Regions from separate parts of the Homo sapiens genome. Here all the other regions are linked to region 3. A link is an interaction called in ENCODE POLR2A ChIA-PET data of the cell type or tissue named here. Cell type or tissue: OCI-LY7. All regions are shown on one strand.

What was found. Peaks named below come from ENCODE experiments on the same cell type or tissue, not always from the same donor. Only the 100,000 strongest peaks of a DNase experiment are listed, where the experiment ranks them.
Region 1: POLR2A ChIA-PET joins it to region 3 with 5 read pairs; 2 of 35 experiments call an interaction of 5 or more read pairs at or near these places.
Region 2: POLR2A ChIA-PET joins it to region 3 with 5 read pairs; 1 of 35 experiments calls an interaction of 5 or more read pairs at or near these places.

Annotation. Positions count from the first base shown.
Region 1 is chr3:55,745,335-55,749,334 of GRCh38, reverse strand. All of the region lies in intron 14 of ERC2 (ELKS/RAB6-interacting/CAST family member 2), which reads left to right. Among named protein-coding and RNA genes, the nearest start is that of ERC2-IT1, 88 kb to the right of the region's middle. In OCI-LY7, CTCF peaks have their summits at 2,126 and 2,329 (motif pointing right); a DNase peak (open chromatin) is centred at 2,364; H3K27ac peaks cover 496 bases.
Region 2 is chr3:55,757,265-55,761,264 of GRCh38, reverse strand. The region is part of intron 14 of ERC2 (ELKS/RAB6-interacting/CAST family member 2); the gene reads left to right. Among named protein-coding and RNA genes, the nearest start is that of MIR3938, 93 kb to the left of the region's middle. In OCI-LY7, no CTCF peak of the experiment used is centred here; a DNase peak (open chromatin) is centred at 1,864; H3K4me3 peaks cover 1,188 bases; H3K27ac peaks cover 1,449 bases.
Region 3 is chr3:55,688,836-55,692,835 of GRCh38, reverse strand. All of the region lies in intron 16 of ERC2 (ELKS/RAB6-interacting/CAST family member 2), which reads left to right. Among named protein-coding and RNA genes, the nearest start is that of ERC2-IT1, 31 kb to the right of the region's middle. In OCI-LY7, a CTCF peak has its summit at 2,460; DNase peaks (open chromatin) are centred at 475, 1,415, 1,885 and 2,325; H3K4me3 peaks cover 1,880 bases; H3K27ac peaks cover 3,244 bases.

The sequences.
Region 1 (4,000 bases), 56 kb before region 3:
TTGGTCAGTGGAGCTGGGAAGCCTCAAGGTTGTCCAGGGAGATAGATGGTCTGATCTCAGCATTCAACAGATCGGTATTGCAGGGAGTGGTAGTCAGTGTCAGGTTGGAGTCTGGTCACCAGGATGTTTTCTCACTAAGTGGTTTTCCAGGCCTGGGGGCCTCTTTTACAGGACTGAGTTCTGTCACTTCTCTGGGTTCCTAGGCCTCCTTCCCCCACCTCCAATTTGTGCAAAAGGCCTTCTGCAGACTGGGTTAATTACCTCTAGTGGTCAGTCTTGGGTGTATGTTGAATATTGTGGAGAGGGAATTACCTCAACCTTTTACATCTCTGAGGATATAAAATTATAAAGATTTAAAATGATCTATGGGCATGTGTTGTAAGCAAACAAAGAAACCAATAAAACTCCTTGTATTTTGGAAGACTATTGGGTTGAACCATACAAAATTTCTGATATTCAATTGTTTCTGACCCATAAAAAAGTGAACTTGAACTTCGTATTATTCGGCCTAGTAGCTATGACTATGAGGTTTCATGTTTCTGTTTATTTGTTTATTTTGAGCTTCTGATTGCAACTGGATTATACTAGGCATTCGGGATGAAGAGGATGGGCTGGGAGGGAGCTTTTGAATTGATTATCCTAGTATTTGATACATGCAGAGGGAAATGCCACATGGATTCTTTGCCCAGCATTTGAATTGGGAAACAGGATTCAGGGATATCTTCTTTGCACGGTATTGCTGATGATCCAGCATTTGCTCATGATGGTAATAGAAGGGTGTTTCTTTGTGTCTGGTGGCATCATCACAGGGTCTGTCTGTCTCATGACTGTGGACAATCTCTGGGTTCTGCTGTGGTAGCAATCTCTGGGTTCTGCTGTGGTAGCAGTCTCTGAGTTCTGCTGTTAGAGAAGCAGGGATGGTTTCTGTCTTGCTTGTCCCCATTCATCCCTGGTACGTGGTACACAGTGGTCACTCAGTAAATATGTGGTGAATGAGTTGGAGAAATTGATGAACTGCCTCTGACCACCTGGATGGTTTATTTTTGCTTATGTGGCCAGTAAATAGCCACCCTAGAGGAACATATTCAGTTTAGCTGCTTCAGGTTGGAGTTCATAATTTCATATCTGAAATGTTCCTGCTTCCAGTAATCGCTCCTCCCAGGGTGGAAATTTCACTTCTGTGAGCCACAAGGCCACCCATCCTGTAAATCTGAGACTGCTTTCTATACCATTGTTTCTTGGGCTGGCTCCCTTGCGATTCTTTCCAGATGTGGAGCTCCTCCAGGTAGTTTACCAGACCCTTTCCTTCTGCAGCTGCTGTCTGGTTTCAGGTTCCTTCAAACTCTGGGAAGGAGCACTCCAGTAGCATCCCACAAATTGTATTCATGAGTCCAGAAATTTCAGGTAACTAACAAATATAACTTTTTATAATTTAGGAATACATAAGCTGAGTCTTGCAGCTCTTTGTTTGGCCTGTCTTTTGAACCGTTGCTTAGCAGTGCAAGGCTTCAGGTGTATGTATGTAGACGCATAGTTCTATACTTCTGTAACTTGGGCTCTGAAATTAATTTGTGGTCATTGAGTATGCTCTTGTGCCTCCTCTTCATTTGAAGGCTGTGATGCATTGGTGAAACTTTGCAAAGGCAATGGCCACATGTATTTGCTTTCTGTTCTGTTGACACAATCAACAAGATCATGATTAATGAGTGTGCATTAGATAGGCTTAGTGTGTTTTCATAGTGGCGTTTTAACCATTTCTTCCCAACACAGAACTATTATAAATTTTGTCTCATTTCTTTTCCTTACGGCGTGGAATAAAGTATTTCTAATCTCACTCATTTGGACTTTCAGTTATTTCCAGAAAAGCAATTTCCCTTAGTTTTCAGGTATGAAGCCCCCTTTGGTTTGACAATCTATTTTATTCTGGGTGTTCTCTTAGCAAATGTATGGCAAGTACAGAAATGCTGAGACTGTCATTCATTTGGAAGAAACTCTGTGTCCATTAAATGACCTCTTTAAAAAAAAAACAGGCACCTAAAACTTCCCTGTCACCTCTTAACTGACTTCTTAGTAGTCCCAATCCTGTATTAAATGATAATTTGATAGCTAATTATTTGAAACTAGACTTTAGTCAAAGAATGAAAAATGTCAGCAGAATGGGGATTTGAATATGAAATGTCCTAGCTCCCCCTGAATCATGGATCTCTCTCCCATGTGTAATGTTTATTTTTTTAAATAAGCATTCTTTCTGGTACCTTTTCTGAATATAGATTATTAGAGATGTAACTACAGAAAAAAATTGAAAAGGGCAATATTTATTGCAATGGCCACAAGATGGCAGACCTAAAATCCAGACTTCACAAAGTAATTTAGACATTTACATGAAGAATTGCATCTTTGAGCATCTTTGAGGATGCCTTAAAAGCCATCAGTTTCCTTCACCCTCCCAAAATGTCTCCTCTAGGTTGTCTTGAATTGCTGTCCAGCTCTGTGGCAGGCACAACAAGGGAGAACAGCTTTGATTAACATTGAATCAACAGCTTTGATAAACAGATGGGAATCTGTTTAGCCCCTCTCCCAGAAGGGATCAGACCTTCCTGCCCCTCGCAGAAACCTGCCCTTTGCCTGGCTACCACCATCACCTGCAGCACACACAGACATGCCACCCTGTGTTTCCTTCTCCTTTGCAGAAGCACAACTGCCTTTTCCCTTCTCATGAATTAAAACTCTCTCAAAGGAGCTGCCTCCAATAAACTCACTTTTATGTTTTTCTCTCTACAAAGATCCACTCCAGGCTGGGTGCAGTGGCTCATGCCTGTAATCTCAGCACTTTGGGAGGCCGATCACCTGAGGTGGGCGGATCACCTGAGGTCGGGAGTTCGAGACCAGCCTGGATAACATGGTGAAACCCCGTCTCTACTAAAACTACAAAAATTAACTGGGCATGGTGGTGCATGCCTGTAATCTCAGCTACTCGGGAGGCTGAGGCAGGAGAATCGCTTGAACCCGGGAGGCAGAGGATGCAGTGAGCCGAGATGATGCCACTGCACTCCAGCCTGGGTGACAGAGCAAGACTTCATTTAAAAAAAAAAATCCACTCCACAGAACCTTAATTCAATTTTATTTGAATGTTGCGCTAACAGAATTCCAGAATGTGCCCCCTTCTGCACATATTCTTCTCACAGCAATGGCATGACGATCTGTTTTGTTTTGTATTACAATTTAGCCTGTGGGAATGTTCTATTCCATGTAAACATAAACAATGGAAGGTTTGATTTAACACAAAATATTCAAATTAAGAAGGGAAATATGTAGTTCAAGATGTAGGCGGACAATTTGCTGCTCTGTGCAAAGACTGAGAAATAAATATTAGCAGCTTTAAATATACAATAGAGGCGAAATTAAAACATATTGTTTTTAGAGAGACTTACATATATACACACACATAACCTCACTTCACCAATAAGAAAAAAATAATTGATTGGATGCTATGGGGGCTAAGCCTTGATGTCAGTGACCTATTTTCTGGTAGTTACTCATTTCCAACCAAAAAGTTAATGCAATACGACAGTCTCTTGACAGTAACTGATCACCCATGGACAATAGGTTTAGTTTAGGCAGATACTGGACAAAGCTCTGTCCTGCAGTGAAGTCCAGATGTATTTGGTTTTCTCATTATCACTCATCTATAACCTGCCAGAGATTCTGGTTAGGTGTATTTCACATAGAAAGCTACCTTGGCAGAATTGAATGGTCAACAGAGAGGCTTTCTTATTACTGAACGGGAATAACAAGAATGACCAAGCACCATCATCTAACATTACCACTAACAGAGGGTATTGCAGTATGTCATGGAAGTCCCTTCATTTCACTCACCCTCCCTGCTTCCTAGATTTACCAATTTTTTAAAATATTTTTTTCCAATGGAAGAATCTTTTATTTTGAATTTGTTTGATTTTGCACTTGACTTTGACTTTTTAAAAGTCGCCTTTCAGAACAC
Region 2 (4,000 bases), 68 kb before region 3:
TGTACATGTAAAGCTTAAAATGTTTACTCTCTGGCCTTTTATAGAAAGTTTGCTGGGACCTGAGCTCCAGTAGTAATAACAATGATGATGGTAGGAATAGCAAGGAATAAGACTAAACATCATAACGGCAGCCACTCTCCTTTCGTTTGTATTATCAGTGTCAATGCATTGTATTATTTGATCCTCAAAGCATCTGTCTTAATGTTGACACAGGCTCTGCATCACAGAATGAACAAGTGGTGATGCTTAAGAGGACATCTCTGTGTCTTCATTTGGCACATCCCAATCTACCCTGGGCCCACCTACTCTTTTCAGAGGGAGATTTGCATCTTACCATTTTCTTTTTCCACAGGTTTATGTCATGCCCTTTAGGCTCTCCTATTCTAGAAACAAATCAAGGCACCCCTGACCCACTAACATTTGCCGTATTTCATTTCTTGGTTAACTGACTCCATATGCTTATTATATGTGTCAAAAAGTATATTATTTCTGGATTATTTTATCTGAGCGTTATTTGTACATGGCGTGTTCACGTGCACTGAACCACCTCCATGCAGACTAGCAGAGACACCCCGTGGAAAGCCAGATTCAGTGATAAGTGAGCATTTAGTTGGGATGTCCTCAGGGTGATCTTCTGACTTTCTCTACTGTTGTGATCCAGTCATCTCTTGGCAAAGCAACATATTAATTGTACATTATAGTTCAGCCATCTTTCTCACCAATGTATATGTGAAAATTCTTTAATAATGCATTAAACAGCAACTGGAATATGTAACTAATTTTTACTACTTAGTCTATTTCAAGTGTTTCTGAACTAAAGTGAAGGAATACTTCTGCCTCTATATGCAGCAAATATCAAAGAGCTGACCCATGTAACTATTACAAAAAAAAATATCACGGAGGTAGGGTCTTCAAGGTGCTCCTAATCAATTTTTCACAACCTCACTAAAGTATTTGCTTACATTACAGACAGTAGACGATTACATTTAAGGAAGAAGGGGATGGGAAGATAAAATGGCTTCAGAATGTGTTTCTGAAGAATCCAGTTTGCTCCTTGACTATAGGCAGTGGGAAGCACATTAATTTACCTGTGATATTACAGGTTCTTTGATGTCAATGTGTTACTCTGTCCGTGCTGTGAATTTGCCTTTTTCAGCCATTAGAAAAGTACGAGACTGAAACCTACGGTCTGTTTTCATGTGATAACCTTGACACTGGCTACTGTTTGGTAGGGGGTTTATGTCACGGAGGGGTGCTGACACTCTGTAAGTAAAAAAGGTTAAGCCCAATAGCAAAGTGTGTATTATGAAAAGTCCAGTGTTGGAATTTACTAACTTTTAAGGAAACTTCAACCAAAATGCTAAAACTTCACAAGTACAAAGAAGAGCTCGTTAAGCACAATTTAATTACTCATGTGTGTAAAAATCTACTTCATGTAAGTTTAAGTGCCCTGCTCTTCAAAATCAACCATAAAACTTGAAAGTGTCAGTCATTCAGATAATTGGAAACATATAAATTTAAGGAATGTGCAGCTGTAAAATTAACTACTGGACTCATTTGAAAGACTAGATTTACTAAAGGTAAAACCTGCTGTTTTCCAAAACCCTTTTTTCCTCCATGATTATGTTGCAAGGGAAGAAAAAAACAATCTTCATCATACTTCAGTGAATTTTAATGTTACATTTTTTTGTTGTTGTTTAGTCTTTCGTCCTTGAATATTGAGAATGGAAACTACCATGTTTATCATACTTATTTTGACCTTAACCTTTTTTTTTTTTTTTTTTTTTTTTTTTTTTTTTTTTAATGAAAGAGACTTAAAACGTCCCAGCTGGTCTGACTCCCAGAGAGGGGGAGGAGACAATAGCGAACACTTCTTCCTGTGCAAATGTGGAGAAGATGAAGTGAAACCCGAGTGATTTAAGTGAACTGTGGAGCAGTCATATTATTGTATTTGCGAAGAATCTAGAAAGCTGTTTTTTAAAATTGTAAGATGATTGTAATTTTCAAAATGACAAGAAGAAATGCACAGCAATACACCAATTCAGGGATTGTCTGTTTCCTTTAGAATACCATTTGCAATGTGCTTTAATTTATGCTCTGTTGGATTGGTACAAAAGGAGGAATTTTACAGATAGGTAAACTGGGGGAGGCTGAAATGTCATAAAACAGAGTTGCTTCTGAAGTTTGGCTTAATTGTCAAGGAGTAAAAATTTATTCCAAATTAAAATTCCTCTGCAAAGAACTAAAAATATCAAGAATTAGTCAGAGTCTGTAATCTAAAAAGAAAAAGGAAAAACCACCTTATCTGGTGGAATTTAGCGGTTAACCCTCACCTTAGCAATCCAAGTGTTTTGAATTCCCAAAATGGACTCTCTTTTAATATGCTTAAGCCTTATTTGTTGGTAGAGATCTTACTGAAGACTGTATTTGATCCATTCACCTTCATTGACATAAACCCACCATAACCTTCTTGGAAAACGTTACGCAGTTTGAGCTTTTTGCAGGGAGTTGGTTTGGCTTTTAATGTGTAATAAGAAGAGGGGAAAGATCCCATATCCACACTTCCTTATATTAAATGGCTGGATTTTTTTGGCTACAGATATGACCCACCTTGTCTGAACGCCAGCCCTTGGCGTGTAGGCTAGCGATGTCCTAGGAGACAAGGAAATCTAAGTTAGAAAGTTGTCAAATGGGGACAGGCATCTGTAAAAGTTAGAACACTGCCAAAGATAGGGCCACTGGGAGGCTCTGCAGGATGGCAGCAAGCCCTCCTCCTCATTGGTCTGCCCCTCACCTTTGGTGATACCCGTCAGAGAAGAAGTGGTTCTGAGAAGGATGAACTTCTGGAAAAGCGTGAAATGAGAAGAGGCAGAGTTTGGGGGATCTTCCTCAGTATGAGTGGGGTGGCTGTGGTGTGCATAGTTTGGAGTTGGGGAACCCAAGTCTCATGATTCGGCTTAGCCCATTTCAGAGTCCTAGACTACCTCAGTCACAGGTTCCAGTCCCTCCATCCTTTGGAAATTAATAATTTCGTAGATACAGCTTTTTGCACAAAAGATTTTTAGATGAAATATGAGCTCTGCCTCTTCTTCATGGACTTAGAACAATCCATGTTATTTTTGGGGAGAATAGCAGATTATTGGAATCACCTGGCACAATTCACAAAATTGCTGGGAAATATTGGATAGCTGTGAATTTTTTTTAAGTCATTAATATTTCAGTCACTCTGATAGTCATCAGATGTAATTCTCTCCAGATGAAAAAATGGGCTCTATCGTTATTTGAATACAAAAAATAAGAACTCAGAGGTATAAATGTATATATATATATGATATTTATCTTGATTTGATAGAATTTTTTTTCCAAGAGGAATATTATCTGAGCCTCAAATACAATTGACTTTTAATGATCTAAGAGTGAAAACAGTTAATACTCACTAAGAATTTTGATTACATTTCTTAAATTGTAAGCTATTGATAAATAATTTATGTTTATGTAAGTGGTAATAACCTAAATTATTAGGATGTTCAAAGTGAACAATATTTATAGGTTTATAACTCCTCCTTTTCCTACTCCATTAATTTACTGAATGCTTACCATGTGTCAAGCACTGTGTTAAGCTCTTTATATATAGTATCTCATTGATTTCTCACAGCAATCCTGTGAAATAATTATTATTAGAATTATTTAGTAGATTAAGAAAGTAAGGCACTGTGTTATTAAGCTGAATCTTATGATATTGTCATTTTTATGGGTTGAACATACCCAGACACTGGCAGTTTCACAGGGGTCCACCTAGTATAATTTTATTATAATGATTTATTACATAAATTTGGATTTAGCACTGATCAAATCATATTGCCAATACTCACCTCCTCACCTAAAAATTTGAGATAGAGAGACCAGTGTGGAAGGGACATCCTTTTCCAGTTCTCAGATTTCTTTAAAATTCCAAATTTACATTATGCTAAGTAATATCGTGCTGTGTTTTTTGTAAATG
Region 3 (4,000 bases):
TCCCAGTGACCTAATTTATAATGGTTGATAGGAATCTGCTTTTCCTTTCTGTGTTTGGATTCTGGATTCTTGCATATAGGCAGATGCTTACAGTACTGAACCTATACTCTGCTTCAGAGAGGCTGCAGCACTCACTGCCTTGGTTTTGAGATTTCTGGTCCCTAAATATGTCCCTTCTCCCCTCTTTCTACAGGCAAAAGAGCCATAAGGTAGAGTTGGCTCAGAAAAGAAAAGCAGGGCTTTTGCTCTCTCACCTCCTACCTCTGTCCATTCTGCATACACCTGAGCCTTGGGTACTGCTCTCAGGTAGAATTAGTCAGCATCCTATAAGAGCATTCCTTAAAGAGGGGAATTTCCAGCCATCCCTGCAATTATGTCCTCATCGATGTTGTGGCTGGAGGCAGGTGACAGCTCCAGGCCCATGTGTTTCCTGGCCCTAGTTCTTTTTTCATAAAACCCACCTGCTTTTGTCCTCCTTCTGCATTTTATGCTTAGTCCACAAGAAGTTGGTGGGGCCTCACAGTCCAACAGAAGAATGAAGCAGTCACAGCAGCCCCTCCTGGGGCACCAGCTTGAGGCCGTGGGATCCCGTACTCCCACTGAGCCCCTCTCTGTGAATGCAGGGCCAGCTTTTCTGATTGATGCTCTGCTTCCCTTGCACTTTCACCAACAGATTAGTCAATGTGCAGCCCTTTGAACTCTGACAGACAGGCAAGGGGTCCAACCTGCTCTGTTGCCCCCAGAAGATGAATTCTGTATATAGAGTTGTTATTCCTAGCTTTTGCTTAGGGAGGAATAAAAAGAATTTATTTTATGTTTTGAGGTTAAATGAATGTGGGATAAATGTATACATAGCATCCTGTGTGTATATATGTATGTATTGCTCTATGTCAGATGAACTGACGACTTTTCCACATATGGAAGAATTTCACAAGATCATGTTTAGCTAGAAACTTCTCTCCCTAACTTCCTCTGAGTGCATGTTTGAATATACGTTATATATACATATATATGTATGTGTGCACATAAATATATCTTCATGTTTCCTTCACTGAAGAAAAATTAACACCGTATATCAGGGCTTACTAAAGTATAGTTATGGAACATACAAAAAACCAGGAATCTTTAGTTCCCCATGATAGTAACCTGATAAGAAAAGTTACATGTTTTAGGCTTTTAATATCAGTTTCCAACCAAGCTAGTATGTCTAAAGCTTGCCCAGATAAGAGACAGTATATATATATATATATATATATATATATTTTTTTTTTTTTTTTTTTTTTTTTTTTTTGCATTGCAAATCTAATGTCATGGCCCACTTCTTGGAAGGAGCCTTGAGTTTTGTTTCACGTGGGGATGAAGCCTTCAGATTCAACAACCCATGAAGAAACCTCTTATTGGTGCTGATGTGTATTGCATGGGAGAAGGGTTCAGAAGTTTTGACCGTTGCCACTCCTGGGCCAGTCCTTTCAGAACTGTAGCCAAGGATATCCTGGCATGCATTTTGAAATAGCTCTTGAGAGCCACTTGCCTCTTTCCCAATACTTCTTTTCTCACAAGTAGATTGGAGGATACTGTGTTTAGCAGGTTAAGAAATAGAAAGATATCGCAGATGTCTCTTTTTTCTTTATCCCTCAGAGACTACTAAAAATCCCCAAAACTACTAGAAAGTGAGCCAGACGGCATATGTGATTTCCCACCCTTGGGAAATAAAAGGGGCAGTTTATTTGTTTGCTTGTTTTTAAGAGCAGAAGCTGTAGAGTAACCCTGCAGTGGCTCTCTGTGAGGCCACAGGTAAAGAAGGAAATGGGGACAAATGTCTGAACTGTTGTTGTGGGAGGTATTTAACTGCCTCCTTCCTCTACCAGCAGTTACATGCTCACCCAACCATTAAGAGCTACAGGAGAGGGAGGGAGGCGGAGTTACGCAGCAGTTGGGAAGCTGGCTTTGCAGATGAGCAGGTTATTGTCAAAGCCCTTTAATCTGGGTGCGATGCTAATTCCCTGCATGTGAGCACATGAGGGCATGATTAATAAGCCCTGCCAGGTAGGGTCTTCACTGAGTATGGGAAAAATGCAGAGCTGCTTAATGCATCAGGATCCTCCTGTTAGAAAAGGATTTTTCCTTAAAGGAGGTTTGAGCCTACTGAAGATTTCATTCAGTCTTATGCTATTTGGGGTAGAGTGTTTTTTTTTTCTTTTACTGATTTGTCTAGGTTTTACACCTTGTTTGCAGTATTAGGGTTACATTAAGAGATTTGTTGCAGTATCCTTTGAGTCAACAGGGGTTTTTCAGACATAGCCTGCACTCTCCAGCTTACAGATGCAACGCATCTTGGCAACATTGGAGGGTTGATTTCTTTTCAACTTGCTGCTTTAATCCAGTCGCATTTGTCTAAGAGGCAGCACTTTAGCTCCCCCATTGAGAGGGGGTGGCCAACCTTGAAATGTCGGGAAGCAGGGAAATCCATTTTATATTGCTAAACACCATTGCCTCTCTTTTTTTCTATAACTGATGTAATAGGGATCATGTTTGACTTACAACACTCCAGGCACTTGCAGCACTCCAAAGATAAGGGACCAGCAGAGGAAAGGGAGTAGGAAGCATCCTTTAAACATACCCTGCACACACTCACAAAGTCTGTTATTGCAGGAAACCACCTTACAGACCAATAGCATTTTAAAAATTCGGATTTGGGCATCCATCTATTAATGATCTTAATAATGTCAATTTTGAACAGCCCAGAGACTCTAAAATATTTAAGAATCATTTTGTACCCCATCAGATCCTTTTTAGACACACCATTTTGCCTTCAGCTTTAGTGTAATATCAAATAATTTGTTTTACTAGTAATCAACTCTTAATGCTACCAACAGGGATGATATGTCTAGTTATATTGGTCTAAGTCTGTAACATCCACAAAGTGGTTTAATTTACATTCTTGGGTTTAATTTGCACAGCAAACCTATGAAGCATCAGGGCCAGGATATGGTAGTCCCATTTTCTTTTCTTTTCTTTTTTTTTTCTTTTTTTTTTTTGAGACGGAGTCTCGCTCTTGTTGCCCAGGCTGGAGTGAGTGCAATGGCGCGATCTCGGCTCACCGCAACCTCCATCTCCCAGGTTCAAGCGATTCTCCTGCCTCAGCCTCCCCTCATTTTCTTTTTTAAGCAGCTGAGGAAATGAAGAGTCAAAAGGAAATTTGATTGCCTACCATGAAGGAAATGGCAGAACCAGAGTCATGTTAAAAACACAATTTTCACTTTGTTTAACAAAGCCAAGTGTTAATGACTGATCGATGAAGGAGCGAAAATAAAGCCTGTCTTCACTCCCACCCTTTTTTATGGTTATCTGGCAATGGTTCCGCTTTTAGCAGATGTTGATTTTAAGCTCCCAAACAATATTGTTGGCCGACATAGAGGCTTCGACCATTCTCATCTTCAGCTGGGTATCTGATGTCCTTGAGCTGAATGAACTGGCACAGTGCACCAAAGACTAGTTTGTCACAGCTATTTTGCTTGAAGGAAATAGAAAACTAGTTTCTTCAATTTGCCCTATAATGACGATGCAAAAAAAAAAAATTGAGGAAGCACTTAAAGATGTTATATTAGAAGTGGAGGAAAAGGCCACCCAAACTTCTATAACGTTCTTGATGGCTTGACAAAGTGGTCTCAGGTGGCTGCCCTGCCTCAGCGTGTCCTAGTGAGGTGAACTTGCTGAGAAGAACCAATCCAGGCTGCACAGATTCTCCAGTACCTGCCTCTCCCTTGAGAGACACCCCAGTGTGTCTTTTAAAATATGGACATCTCCTACTGTGATCCCCCTCAGCCAATGAAGTTTCGCTTTCACCACTGGGGTGTAGAAGAATAAACCAGAGATGTGGCTCGTGCGATAGAAGAGGGGAAGAGTCATTCTGAGAAGACACAAGTCAACACAATCTTGGCAATCGTAAGGAACTCTGGGAATCCAGGAAGCATATTCCTTCAGAGGAATCCAGTCATTC